2 separate regions of the Homo sapiens genome follow, and region 1 is linked to region 2. Evidence: chromatin loops called from intact Hi-C (ENCODE). Cell type or tissue: heart left ventricle. All regions are shown on one strand. Links, peaks and the distances in the headings refer to the core of each region. The heading gives the core; the rest is flanking DNA.

Region 1 (6,764 bases), core at 1,867-5,866, 93 kb before region 2:
GCCATGCCCAGAGGCAAAAATCAGGCAAACCAGAACCACCCACTGAATACGCATTAGTGAAATTTTAGCTCCTTGTGAGCCACTCAACTGCAGTGCCTAAGCACCCTCCTCCCAGTCATCTATCAGTAATTCATCCCCTGACTCCATGAGATGCCCAGTGACTTAATAAAGGGCTGGGCTTTGCACAGGTGGCTGAGTCCCCTTCATGAGCGTCACACCAATCTCCAGAGGAGACAAAACCAGCAACATACAGGTTTGGCAGCCTTCTGAATCCTCTTCTCTCCTCTAACAATAGCAAACCAGACTCTCAAAGGAGGGGAACATCCTTCTATGACTATAAAATTTTCCTATGACAGGCTTTTGCAACTCTGGAGGACAGCATGGGTTTCTAATGACATTAATTCACATCATGCTGCCATTACTGTGAGCAGATGTGTGGGAAGAGGCATTATTTACTTAAAAATAATCCTCTGTTGTCTTGGGAGGCCGAGGCAGACAGATCACCTGAGGTCAGGAGTTCAAGACCAGCCTGGCCAACATGGTGAAACCCCATCTCTACTAAAAATACATAATTAGCCAAGCGTGGTGGCACGCACCTGTAATCCCAGCTACTCAGGCATCTGAGGCAGGAGAATTGCTTGAAACCCAGGGACAGGGGTTGCAGTGAGCCAAGATCGCATCATTGTACTCCAATCTGGGCAAAAAGGAGTGGAACTCCGCCTCAAAATAATAATAATAATAATAATAATAATAATCCTCTGTTGTTAATGTGGTATCATTTGTGTAGCTAGGAAATTCTCTTTAGAAGAATTTCTAACAGAACAGCTTGGAGAAGAACGTCTGACTGTAGTTAGGGAGGAGGCTGTCTGGACCAACACACACTTGCAGGCAACCAGAAGCCATTGCTGCAGCGCAGCTCAGTTTATTCAGAAAGAGACAGCCAAAAAAAAAAAAAAAAAAGAGAGAGGGAGAGAAAATGGGGCAGCCTGAGATAGGGTTCTTCCTTTTCAGAGTATGAAGTAATGTTTATTCCTGGGAGAGCAGAGTCAACTTAAGTAATGTCTGAAGAGCACTATGAGCTAGGACAGAGAGCAGTGTCAAGGAAATAGAACTAGGCAAGGTTCTGCCTGGATGGAACCTGCAGCCAAGTGAGGAAGATGGGCACTAAATAAGCAGTTGGGTACATTGTCAGGGGTTCAAAAGAAGAATTATATGGGGTACTGGCTTTTATAGCCATGGGCTCTAACTTGAGCCAGGAGCTCAGGAGAGGCTGCCTCCCTGAGAAGATAGTGCTTAAGCAGAAGCTTAAAGGGTAAGAATTGAGTAGACAAAAAAAAGGGCTGGGGGCTAGAAGGGGTTAAGGTTTGGGAAGGGGAAGTAGGACCTGCATGGGATGTGTTCCAAGCAGAGGCCCAGAGATGTAAAAGTGCTGCATACCTGGGAAAAAGAGAACCCCAAAGAACTGGACCACACACACAAGTGTGACCATGACTTCACTACAATTTTCCAAAGTAATATTCATAACATTTTTTCTATGAAAAAATCAGACACCAATTTCAAGCAATGGAAGCAATGTTGCATGAGAAGTATGGCATCTCTGGACCATCTGCTTTTCCTGAGCATTTCACCTTTCAGGTTAAATTATTGCTTTTCCTGAGCATTTCACCTTTCAGGTTAAATTATTCATCTCACATCTGGGAAATGAACATGCAAACATTGCCACCTCTCAGTCTAATTTACTCATGGAGGCTGTAGCTCTCCCAGAATGTCCTCCTTAGAGCAATTTCTAGCCCCTTCTTGGCTAAAGGGAATAAAAATGATTACTATTTGTCTGGGTTTGAAACAATGCTATCCTCAAGGAAAACTGATGATGGAACAGGCTTCCGTATCGTGAGGTTAATGACAGTTTTCCAGAGGCCTAAAATTCAGGGGTCCTTAAGCAGATTTCCTTATCCTTGGAGAAAAGTATGTGGTATTGCAGACACACCACATCAAAAGGTGTTCTTTTTATACTCTTCTTAGTTCTTGCCTTCTGTTTCTTTCCCTGCACATTTAGTTTTGAGCCTTAGTCCTCTGTCCCTTCATTGAATCAATTATTTTTCTTCCTTTAAGACCTCTCTGCATATGCCATAACCTGAAATTCCCTACAAAATGACCTAAAATCATGTAACTTCAGGCCTTCCTTTAAAAAAAAAAATGACATCACCTACTCAGGCAAAAATATATTAAACAAGTAAATTCTATTTTTCAAATTTAACATGAGCTCTTGCTCTTAAGACTTAAAAAAGTCCGTGATTTCAGAGAGATGCCTCAACATAGTATTCTTCCTTATGAATGCTTAAACCACTGACTTTGATGGAAAGCAAGAGTAGTATTCTAAAGTGCCATGACTAGTGCCTTTTGTTGGTTGCTCTCTCTTTGTATTTCTAATCCTACCCAGCTGAAACAGCTGACCTGACTATCCTTGATAAAAATAAATTCTCCCTCTAAACATGGTGCTAGTGACCTTGATAAAGAGTCAGGACTGGTGTCCCACAACACTAAGAGAGTGATTGGAGTGAGTGAATTCTGGAGGCCTCAGACATCTTCATCATCAACTTTATTTTACTACTGAAATTTGACTTTAGAGGAATTAAGCTGATCACATATTGCTCTGTCAAAAGGAGAATGAGATGCTACTTTACATTTACTAGGATGGCTGTAATAGGATGTAGAGAAATCAGATACTTTATATGTTGCTGTTCGGAATATAACATGGTACAGCTGTTGTGAAAAACAGTTTGGAGGTCTCTCAAAAACCTAAGCCTAGAGTTACCGATAACCCTGCAATTCCACTTCTAGGTGTAGATCCAAAAGAATTGAAACAGGTACTCAAACAAATGCATGTACATGCATGTTTATAGCACTACTACTCACAATAACCAAAAGGAAATGTCTTTTTGGTTATTGTGCCCATTAATGGATGAATAAACAAAATGTCATCAATATCCATCAATGGATGTCCATCAATGTCCATCAACGGATGAATAAACAAAATGTGGTATATACATAAATTTATATACATAATTCATCCATAAAGATGAATAAAGGACTGATACATACTACAACATGGATAAACCTTCAAAATGATACGTTAAGTGAAAGAAGCCAGACACAACAGCTCACATATTGTACAATTCTACTTGTATGAAATATCCAAAATAGATAGATCCATATAGAATGCAGATTGACAGTTGCTAGGAGCTGGGGGGGAGAGGGAGGGAAGGGGAGCAACTGCTTAGTGGGTGATATGGTTTGGCTGTGTCCCCACCCAAATCTCATCTTGAATTGTAGCTCCCATAATTCCCACATGTTGTGGGAGGGACCCAATGGGAGATAATTGAATCATGGGGGTGGTTCCCCCATATTGTTCTCGTGGTAGTAAGTCTCACGAGACCTGATGCTTTATAAGGGGAAACCGCTTTCACTTGGCTCTCATTCTCTCTTTTCTGCTGCCCTGTAAAACACGCCTTTCGTCTTCCATCATGATTGTGAGACCTCCCCAGCCAAGTGGAACTGTGAGTCCATTAAACCTCTTTTTCTTTATAAATTACCCAGTCTCAGGTATGTCTTTATCAGCAGGGTGAAAACAGACTAGTACAGTGGACAAGGGATTTTACTCTGGAGTGACAGAAATCTTTTGGAACTAGATAGGGACGGTGGTTGCACAACACTGAATGTGCTAAATGCCACTAAATTGTTCATATTAAAATGGTTAATTTTAAGTTATGTGAATTGAGCTTCAATAAGTTATTTTTTAAAAATAAAAAACATACTGCCTTGGAAAGAACCTTGATAAGTACAAAATTTTATTGCTGAAGACAGCCTGCTGAATCAGTTGATTCACATGCCTTATTTCTGTAGGTAAGGAAATTAAATTTCCTAAAAGTGATATAATTTGCCCATGGTCTTTCCCAAAGTCAAGAGCACAGCAAATGTCTTCTAGTTGCTTGCTTTGCTTTCCTTGTCAGCCTTTATATTAGAAGGAAACATAATTGAGCTTTTTTTCTTTTTAAATCAATCTGTAAATGCCTTTTTCTCTTGGAAAAAGTGCAAAGGAGAATTTTTAAACCTCCTCTTCAGGCTCAAGAATATGAATTCACCATGCATTCCATTGGTACATCTGGGACCCAGTGAGACAATGAATAATTCATGTAAACAACTGTAATTTTTCACTGCCATCTCTTGTTTACCTGATAGAGATGCACGGGTAATGCTCCTTGATTGAGAAAAAAAAATCTAATTATCTCCATTTGGTTTTAGAATGTCTTGTCGTCCAGATAATGTCAAGGCATTTACTTCAAACAAACAAATTAAATAAAGCCAGTCTGCAATGCTCTTAATCTACCTTCCCTCCCCCAGAGTCCTTCTCTGTTTTTTCCTCTCTTGTCTTCTGCATCTCCTATCCCCATCCTGAAGTCCAGCAAGCTGTAGTGACAGACCTTAAGAGTATCACAGGCTTCCTTTCTAAATAATATTCCCTTCCCTGGATTTTCTTTCCCTTTTCCATTTCTCTGTCTGGTTATTCAAACATATACAGGAATATGGATTTTACTAAGTCCTTTAATTATAAAAACATTACAAAATTAAAAATATTATAATTATATAGCAACATTACTAATATGAAAATATATGGCTTTAATTAAGAAATGTTTTTTTGTCAAACAAGTTTGTTCTTCCATGAGGTAAAATTTAATACCTAGTATTATTTAATCAACTGGCAATTCCTTTTGAAAAATATCCTTTTAATGAGTAATTTCTTAAATCTATTTGAAGGCATCTTCACACCAGATCAAAGGTAATATAATAAAAGCTATTCACATTCTCATCAGAATGGTACTTTTTAATATAGTAACTATGGGATCTCAGAAGATGTACAGCAGAGCCTCCATATGGCACTGAAAAAAGACAAGAAACTAGCTAGTTGGCACTCGCATAGTTACGGATCAAATATTGGTGCCCCCGCCATTAATATGCTGAAACCTCATCCTCGTTGCAATGGTATTTGGAGGTGGGGTCGTTGGGCGTTGGGAGATAATTAGGTCATGAAGGTAGGGTCAGGCCCTCGTGATAGTATTTGTGTCCTTATAAGCAGAGACATGAGAGATGATTTCTCTCTCCCCCATTTGAGGGTAGGGCAAGAAGGTAGCCATCTGCAAATAAGGAAGGGAGTCCTCATCAAGAACTGGACTATGCTGGCACCCAGATATCAAATTCCAGCCACCAGAACTGGGTGACAGAAATACAGTGTTGTTTACGTCACCCAGTTTATGGTATTTTTGTTGTAGCAGTCCAAATGAAGGCCTGCCTTTTGATAGTTTAAAAAACAACAACGTCTTCTTGGACATCAGTATGCTAAATCTCTAAGAGCCACTAAGTCATGTTTTCATCAGCTCTCCCCGAGATAATATATTCTGGCCTTATGAAGAACAAAAGAGTAGAAAAGAAAACAAATTTTAAGAAATTTGTTGCAAAGAGCAGAAAAGCTCTTTGCATCTTAGTTGTCTTCCCAGTAAATAACAAGCCAAATTCTTTTAAGAACAAGGAGTTGAAGGTTTACCTTTCTTTCTTAATCATTGCCAAATGCATGACATTTCTCACGCATTCTTTTCACAGAAGATATTCTCTTGCCAGATAATTCTGCAAGACATGCCAGAAGAGAAACATCTGCTTTCCACATTTAGGACCTCCTCAGCTGGTTTTGCAACAGAAACCTCAACCTAAGGTCAAATCATTGTAATAACACAGTCTCCAACACAGTTGATGTGGTTGCAATGTGAAATGAATTGGGAGAAAACAGAAGTGAACCAGTGTGGCGCCAAATAAAATGTCAAATTTCCACAAGCAAAATCCTACTAAAAAGAAACTAGGAACAATTTGAGTAGCTGAGAATAATCCACAAACATTCTGCTTTGCTCTTCTACAACTGACAAGGCCTATGGAAAGAATGATTTCTGCCCTGCATGACAACAAAGAAAGCCATTTCCAATTCAGTCTGTAAGAGAAAAGGAAACAAACAACTTCAGCAAATATTTACCGGATACTACATTAGTTTGTGAGGGCTGCCAAACAGAATACCACAGACCAGATGGCTTAAACAACAGAAAATTATTTTCTCACAGTTCCGGAGGCTGGAAGTCTGAGATCTAGGTTTTGGCAGGGATGGTTTCTTCTGAGATCTCTCTCTCTTTGGCTTGCAGATGGCAGTCTTCTTTCTGTTTTCCCATGGTCTTCCTTCTGTGTATGTCTGTCCTAATCTCTAATTATAAGGACACAACTCATACTGGATTAGTGCCCACTCTACTAGCCTCATTTTAACTTAATTATTTGTGTAAAGGCCCTATCTCCAAACTCAGTCATATTCTGAGGTATTGGGGGGTTAAGGACCTCAACACATGAATTTGGGGGACACAATTCAGCCTATAACAAATACACATGAGGTGTCAGGCACTGTGTGCAAACTGACTAGCACTGAAAATCAAAGGAAGTTCTTAATTGTTTCTTTTTTTTCTACAGAAACACAAATCTGAAAAGAAATGAAGAACCATCTTTGCCTTAGGATGTGGCAAATGGAGCTTTGGAACTGATTCATATTCAAAAGAAGGATCTCCTGCCCTAGCAACACAGCAAGACCTCATTTCTACAAAATAGAAAAAAAATAGCCAGGTGTGGTGGTGAGTGCCTGTAGTCCCAGCTACTCGGGAGGCTGAGATGGGAGGATCGCT
Region 2 (6,764 bases), core at 1,610-5,609:
ACAATTTAAAAGATAAGGATGGCAAGCCAGTAGCCCAAACATAGAAGTGAGGAAATTGACCTGACCAGAGATGGGAGAGCTTGCAGAACAGCAGTGGTTTATACACAGTTGGCCCACTGAGGGGCACTTTAAAAACCAGGTAAAAGTCATAGATACCTCACTTTCTAGGAACTTGGGCACATTACACCCCATTTCAATACCAATTAGTGCAATTTAAAAAGATAAAACAAGATTATGTGAGAGAGAGAAAGTTCCTGGGCTGGGAGGCTGAGTGGTCAGGGAAGTCCTCTCTGAGGAGGTGATTCATGGGCTGATACTTGATCTGGCCTAGCAGGAAGCCCGCCATATAGGTCACATGCAAGTGTAAAGGCCAGAAGACAGAAATGAACCTGGAATGCCCCAGAAATCACCACAAAGTTGTGAGCAAAAGGGAGATTGATAGATGAGGCTGAAGAGAAAAGTTAGTCAGTGGGCCCTATCAATCCTGTGTCTTAGCTTTTCAGGTTGTCCAGAGCACGGCTCTAGGGAGCGCTGTTCACAGGTTAGCCCATGGGAACTCATGCACCCTGCTGGTAAATACTCCTTCTCTTCAATCTCCTCCTCGCCTACTAGTCTGTTTTCCTCTGTGCCTTCACTGAAATCTGGCTTTTCCTGGGCATTATGACACCTTCTCTTATGGTGGCTGCTGATTCAGTCTACTTCTTGGTCACCGTTGTTTTTTGACCATGGTTCAATTTCTTACTTGAAATCTCTGCTTATGGCCCTTTCTCTACATTCTCCCTTCTGTCCACTGTATTCCAGGGCCCACTTCCACCTCCCTGGAACACAAGTTCCCCTTTCTTTCTGTCCCCCGGGGTCATCCTCAGTGACCTCAACATCCATAAGCTTCATTCTCCCTTCTTGACCTGTGTTTCTACTCCAAATCAGATACCCAACAAGGCCACCCTTGACTTCTCATCCCTAGACAGAGTTTATCTGTAACATCTCTCTGATAACTTCTAAACTGGTTACTTTTCTAATAGACCACATGTACGAACTGTGCTCTGATCCTTCTCTGTGTTTCTATTTGCTTGTCTCTCTCTTTTTGCAAGTTCATTTGTCTTTATCTGGCTTACATATGATGCCCATTAAGACTGAATTTAATGGTAAACCACTCTCCTCTCATTTCTCTTGCCTGACAGACATGTTTCCTAATCCTTGCTCTTGCCCTCTTCACTTTCTGTACTCTTCCCTCATCTAGGTTTGCTGAAGAAAATCACAAACTCACATGGCAGGCTCAGTCAACTCTATCTTCTTACTGTGTTTCTACAACCTGGTTTTCAAAGCCATTTTATATTTTTATTCATTTCATGTAGACAGTTTTAATTACGATGGTCCAAAATCTTCCCCATCATGCTCAAAAGTCTCATCTACCCTTGTCTCAATCACATCTCCTGTCATTAATCCATTCATCTTTTTAAATGTCAATGCTATTTATTTAGTTATTGGATTAGTCTGTTCTCATGCTGCTAATAAAGATATACCCAAGACTGGGTAATTTATAAAGGAAGAAGTTTAATTGACTCACAATTCCTCATGGCTGAGAAGGCCTCACAATCTGGCAAAAGGCAAATGAGGAGCAAAGTCAATCATGGCAGCTGGCAAAAGAGAGCTTGTGTAGGGGAACTCCCCTGTATAAAACTATCAGATCTAGTGAGACTTATTCACTATCATGAGAACAGCATGGGAAAGACCCACCCCTATGATTCAATTACTTCCCACTGGGTCCCTCCCATGACATGTGGGAATTATAGGAGCTACAATTCAAGATGAGATTTGGGTGGAGACACAGCCAAACCATATTAGTTATCTAGATGTATCTATTTATTTATGACAAATATATAGTAGTATAATGAATGAAGATCAAACCTCTGACTTTCTGGCAAAAATTTCAGTCAGTCTAAACTTCTTTCCATCCATGTAGCTCTCTTTTCTCCCTTGCTTTGGCCTTAGAGCCAGAATTTTCCTTCTATGTAGGAGACTAATGTTTCCATCTTAATGCTCTCTATCCTATCATCTCTTCACTCTCTTTGATCAATTATCTACCCTCTCATAACCACTCCTGTCCATCTTCATTGGCTCCTTATGCTTTAATAATTATAAGAGTAGCTAACATTAATTGAGGGTTTACTGTGACTCAGATCTGAGCTAAGTGCTTCATCTGCACAGTTACATTTAATTCTTTCTGAAACTTATAAAGAAGGCATGATTATCAAAAGCAGAAGGAAACTTAGCATGAAGAGTCTAGGTAACTTGTCCAAATAACATAGCTGTTAAGTCGCAGAGTTGAGATTGGAACCCAGAGAGTTTGTTTCCAGAGCCTGGATTTGTAACCACTTGATGACACCACTTTGCCTACAAACGTGTGGAACGTTGGCTGGACACTGCTACCCCCCTCTTTGAAGTCTCTAGCTTTCCCTAACAGCTTTTTCACTGCCAAACTGACTACAATTCCTCTCCAATTGCATCCTCTAATTCTTCATAGACAATGTGCTCAGGCCTCTGTATTCTTCCTTCAGCCCCATCACTGTATGAAAATTGGCCTCTGCATGGCTGCTAATGATCACATTCAATGATCTTTGTCTTCCTTCTTGAAACTTTCACTTCTTTGCCTTTGAGTCTTAACGTTTTTCTGTTTCTTCTGCAGACTCTCTGATGACACTTCTTATCTCTTGGTGGATATTGCTGATTCTAGGTCAGGTTGGAGAAGGAGTCTGGATGTATAACCAGTATAACCAGCAAGTCAGTGCCACAAGTGGACAGATCAATATCCCGAATACAGACTGTAGCTTAATTTTGGACACAAATATCAAATGCGAAGTCTTGTAGCCAGAAGACATTTTGAAGGCTGATTTTTAAGACTAAAGTGATTGGAGATAGAATGTACGCATTCTGCAGTCATTCCCCTTGATTTGACTCTTGGCCATGCCAGTTGTGAACTATGTCACTTTGGGCAAGGAAAACAATTTCCCTTAGTTTCATCTGTGCAAAACAGGTATATTAATACTACTTTAGAGGGTTGTTGTGAGGATTAATATAGAATAACTGAGCTACTCAATAACTGTTAGCTCATCTTATAATTTCTTCCTTCTCTTATTTACTCACTAAGTACATATTGAATGCCTACCATGTGCCAGGCACTATGTTATGGGGGTACAATGATGAATCAGTACAGACAAAATGTAGCCTCATGTAGTCACAGTGCCCTTATATAGCTTACAGTCTAGCTGGGGAGATGGCTGTTAATAACACACATACCTTTATTTAGATCAAGGGTGTGGATAAGACAGTGGTAGGAGATGAAGTTGTAAAAACGGCATATGGAACACGTGAGATTGAAAGAATTGTGTGCAATAGTCTTGGTGAGAATGATGAAGATCTGAAGCAGTACTTTAGCAGTGAGGATGGACAGAAGGGTTCTGAGACTATTAGGGGATAGAGTTATTATAATAATTTCCCAAGTGTGTTTCTTCTACACCCAGGGTGCCCCCAAATTACAGAGCTTAAGGGGTTAAAAGGGGTTTATGATAGCTTTTCCAGCAACCCAAATGGACAACCTCTTCTCTTTTTCATACCTGGCTTGTGAACCAGCACTTTCTATTGGACTTCCCTTCTGCCCGCTGTCAGTGCTTTTCTTACGCTGCGCTGCCCCCTAGTGGAAACCGCAAGTTCATAACAGCATGGAGTCTTCAGCGTTAGTGCGACTCTCACATTAAATTATAGTCATGCACCACATGATGTCACGATCAGCAATGAACAGCATATACAGCAGTGTTCCTATAAGATTATAATGGAGCTGCCCTATACAGGTGTACCATTTTATCTTTTACGCTATATTTTTACTGTATATTTTTATATGTTCACCTATGTTTAGATGCACAAATACTTACAATTGTGTTACAACTGCCTATAGTATTCTGTACAGTAACATGCTGTATAGGTTTTTAGCCTAGAAGCCACAGGCTATACCATATTAGTAATAGGCTCTACCATCTAGGTTTGTGTAAGTAAACTCTGTGATGTTCCCACAATGACAAAATCACCTAACAACACATTTCTCAGAACGTATCCCTGTTGTGAAGTGAAGTATGACTGTACTTGTGCATCTCAGCCGAGAAGGAAGACACTTAGCTTCCTGGTAACTCTGTGTCTTGGATCTAGGAAGCCTAAGAAAGACTAAAGATAGGGTTAGTATTTTACATAATATTGCTCAAATGGGGTTGAGAAAGCCCTCAAAAGCACTGAGTGACTCTTGCAGAACAACTCCCCATCTTTTCCTCTTCTTCTTTTTAGTTAGCTCTTAGTAAAGACTTTGAGAAGCCTAAGCAGAGAGCTCCTGGAGGTCTATGTTACCAGGCAGGTAACATAGATGAGTGAAGAGAACCAGTGTAATGTGATGGCGAGTGGTGGGGACTGTGGAGAATTGGAGTCACTGCCACTAAGCACCAGTTATTTGGTATCCTACAGGAATATGGGCCCAGTGTTAGCAAAACTTTCTCTTTTTTTTCTTTCTTTTTTTTTCTTTTTTTGAGGCAGAGTTTCGCTGTGTCGCCCAGGCTGGAATGAAGTGGCGCGATTTCGGCTCACTGCCGAATCAAGCGATTCTCCTGTCTCAGCCTCCAGAGTAGCTGGGATTATAGGCACCAGACACCATGCCCTGCTAATTTTTTTATTTTTGTATTTTTAATAGGGATGGGGTTTCTCCATGTTGGCCAGGCTGATCTCGAACTCCTGACCTCAGGTGATCCACCCACCTCGGCCTCCCAAAGTGCTAGGATTACAGGCGTAAGCCATCGCGCCCAGCCAAAACTTTCCATTTTTAAAGAGAAGCTGGAAAGCCAGATTAATACATGAAATATTCTAGTTTTTTAAATGTTGTTAAGTTATTTAAATATTTGAGAAAAGAGAAAAAGAGCTCTAAAGCCACTTGTTTCCAAGCTATTCATGGTAGACCACCAATTTCCAAATGCTTGATGAGTAGTGCTCACTGCTAATCACTCCATTATTAAATTTTCACTAGTTTATGGTAAAATCTTTTAAAAGGACAATAAAATGAATTTTTCTATAAAGCTAACTAAATCTACCCAATATAAAGAACTGCTTTCCCCCTGGTGATTATATTCTTACATATTTTGTTAAAATACCCTTCATTTATCTTTGTATTTGTTAAAATATCTTTTATGAAATAATAGTATTGTTTTAAATACATTTAATTGAAAAATTAAGAGTTGGTGACTTAACACTGTCTTGTTGCATTTAGTTTTGTTTTACTTATTTTTGAACTCCAAATGACTGGGCATTGCTGCTAGGACAATGGCAAGTCACTGAAGGTTTTATTTAAGCACTATTGTGTTGACATAACCCTGGACTCCAGCAGTGATGTGGAAGATTTGTTGGTTGAGACTAGAGTCCCAGAAATAATCGAATATGAAAACCCAAGGGAACTTCTGCCTTACTCCTTCATTTAATGACTGAGGACACTGAGATACAGTAGGGAAGTGAATTGTCCACAGTCACCGGGGGAGGTAGTAACAGAGCCACAATTACATCCTGTTTTTCTGACATGAGACAAGTGTTTCAACTGCCCCAGTCCTTTCTGCATCAGCCACACAGTATGCTGAGACACTGAAGTGCCCAACTGTTGGAAAGCTTAGTAAAGGGAAGACTTCAGGATAACAGAATAGGTGATTTGTGAAATTGTGCATTTCTAGTGAAACTTAAAGCCCATGTATCATGTTCATTTCATTTTTAAGGTACAGAAGTTTGCCTTTAATTGCTGCTGAGTTAATTTTCTGTTAGGATGTTTCTTTCATGAGTAGGCCTTTAGGTTTAAGAGTATAACATAGTTCACTTATTGTGATATTTGGCTATGTTAGAACCTCAGTTTATTAGCAAATACACCCACTTGACTTTCCCCTTGATACGTCCCAGTTTCCACAGGTGCTTATGTACCTACCCATACCAAAAAATTTTTTTCTTGTCATTTACTCTGTGTATGTGTGTCTCTGTCCTATTTCCCCACTTGACAGATACATTTTACATGGATAAGATAACATATTTTATTCTCTGGTACCTGTGACTGGCACACAGCAGGGATTTGACTTGATTATTAAAGAATGACAATTGCAATAATGATAACTTTCATACACTAAGCACCATCCATATGCCAGGTATTACTCTAAATGCTTTTTAAAAGACATCATCTGAAGATTAGTCTAAAAATATTCAGTGTTTGCCTCCCATGTGCTGAGTGCTGTGTTGAATGCTGGAGAAATAGCAGTAAATAAAATGGGGTTTACGGCCTGAACTTCAGTGCCTTCCTTCTCAGCACTGCCTCAAACCTCTCCTGATTCATGCTAGCCCTAAATACATGATTGTACATAATTAAGAAAAGAATTACAGTATGTCAGTTGCTGTGAGGGAGAGATACTGAATGTTGGGAGTAAGAAAAGACTTCTTGGATAAAATGAAAATTAAATTATGACATGAAGGGTGAGCTAGGTGTTATTCAGAAGAAAGGCAGGTGGTGTGTTTTATGCAGAGAGAGTATTCAGGGCAGAAGCCCAGATGGAAGGTACCAAACATGGTTTGGTTCAACCAAACTTTGAAGAACAGAAGTCGAGAAAGGCTGGAGCAGAGGAGGGAAAGAGGACAAGATCATGCTACCTGAAGTCTTGCTATTAAACTCCCATGGTGCCTTGTGAAGCTCTGTATAATGCTTTTTA

What was found. Hi-C counts contacts between places; a loop is a spot of excess contacts. Peaks named below come from ENCODE experiments on the same cell type or tissue, not always from the same donor. Only the 100,000 strongest peaks of a DNase experiment are listed, where the experiment ranks them.
Region 1: it touches region 2 in a loop (8-fold over the local background); 107 of 110 quality-filtered maps call a loop at or near these places.

The regions. Positions count from the first base shown.
Region 1 is chr10:88,926,024-88,932,787 of GRCh38, reverse strand. It overlaps ACTA2-AS1 (ACTA2 antisense RNA 1), which reads right to left and starts at 104. Exons shown (of 5, transcript NR_125373.1): 1 at 1-104. RefSeq lists an enhancer at 414-513. In heart left ventricle, for the core only: no CTCF peak of the experiment used is centred there; no DNase peak of the experiment used is centred there; H3K4me3 peaks cover 69 bases; H3K27ac peaks cover 1,612 bases.
Region 2 is chr10:88,832,733-88,839,496 of GRCh38, reverse strand. The region is part of intron 1 of ANKRD22 (ankyrin repeat domain 22); the gene reads left to right. Among named protein-coding and RNA genes, the nearest start is that of ANKRD22, 16 kb to the left of the region's middle. RefSeq lists an enhancer at 3,398-3,547. In heart left ventricle, for the core only: CTCF peaks have their summits at 3,491 and 3,693 (motif pointing left); a DNase peak (open chromatin) is centred at 3,686.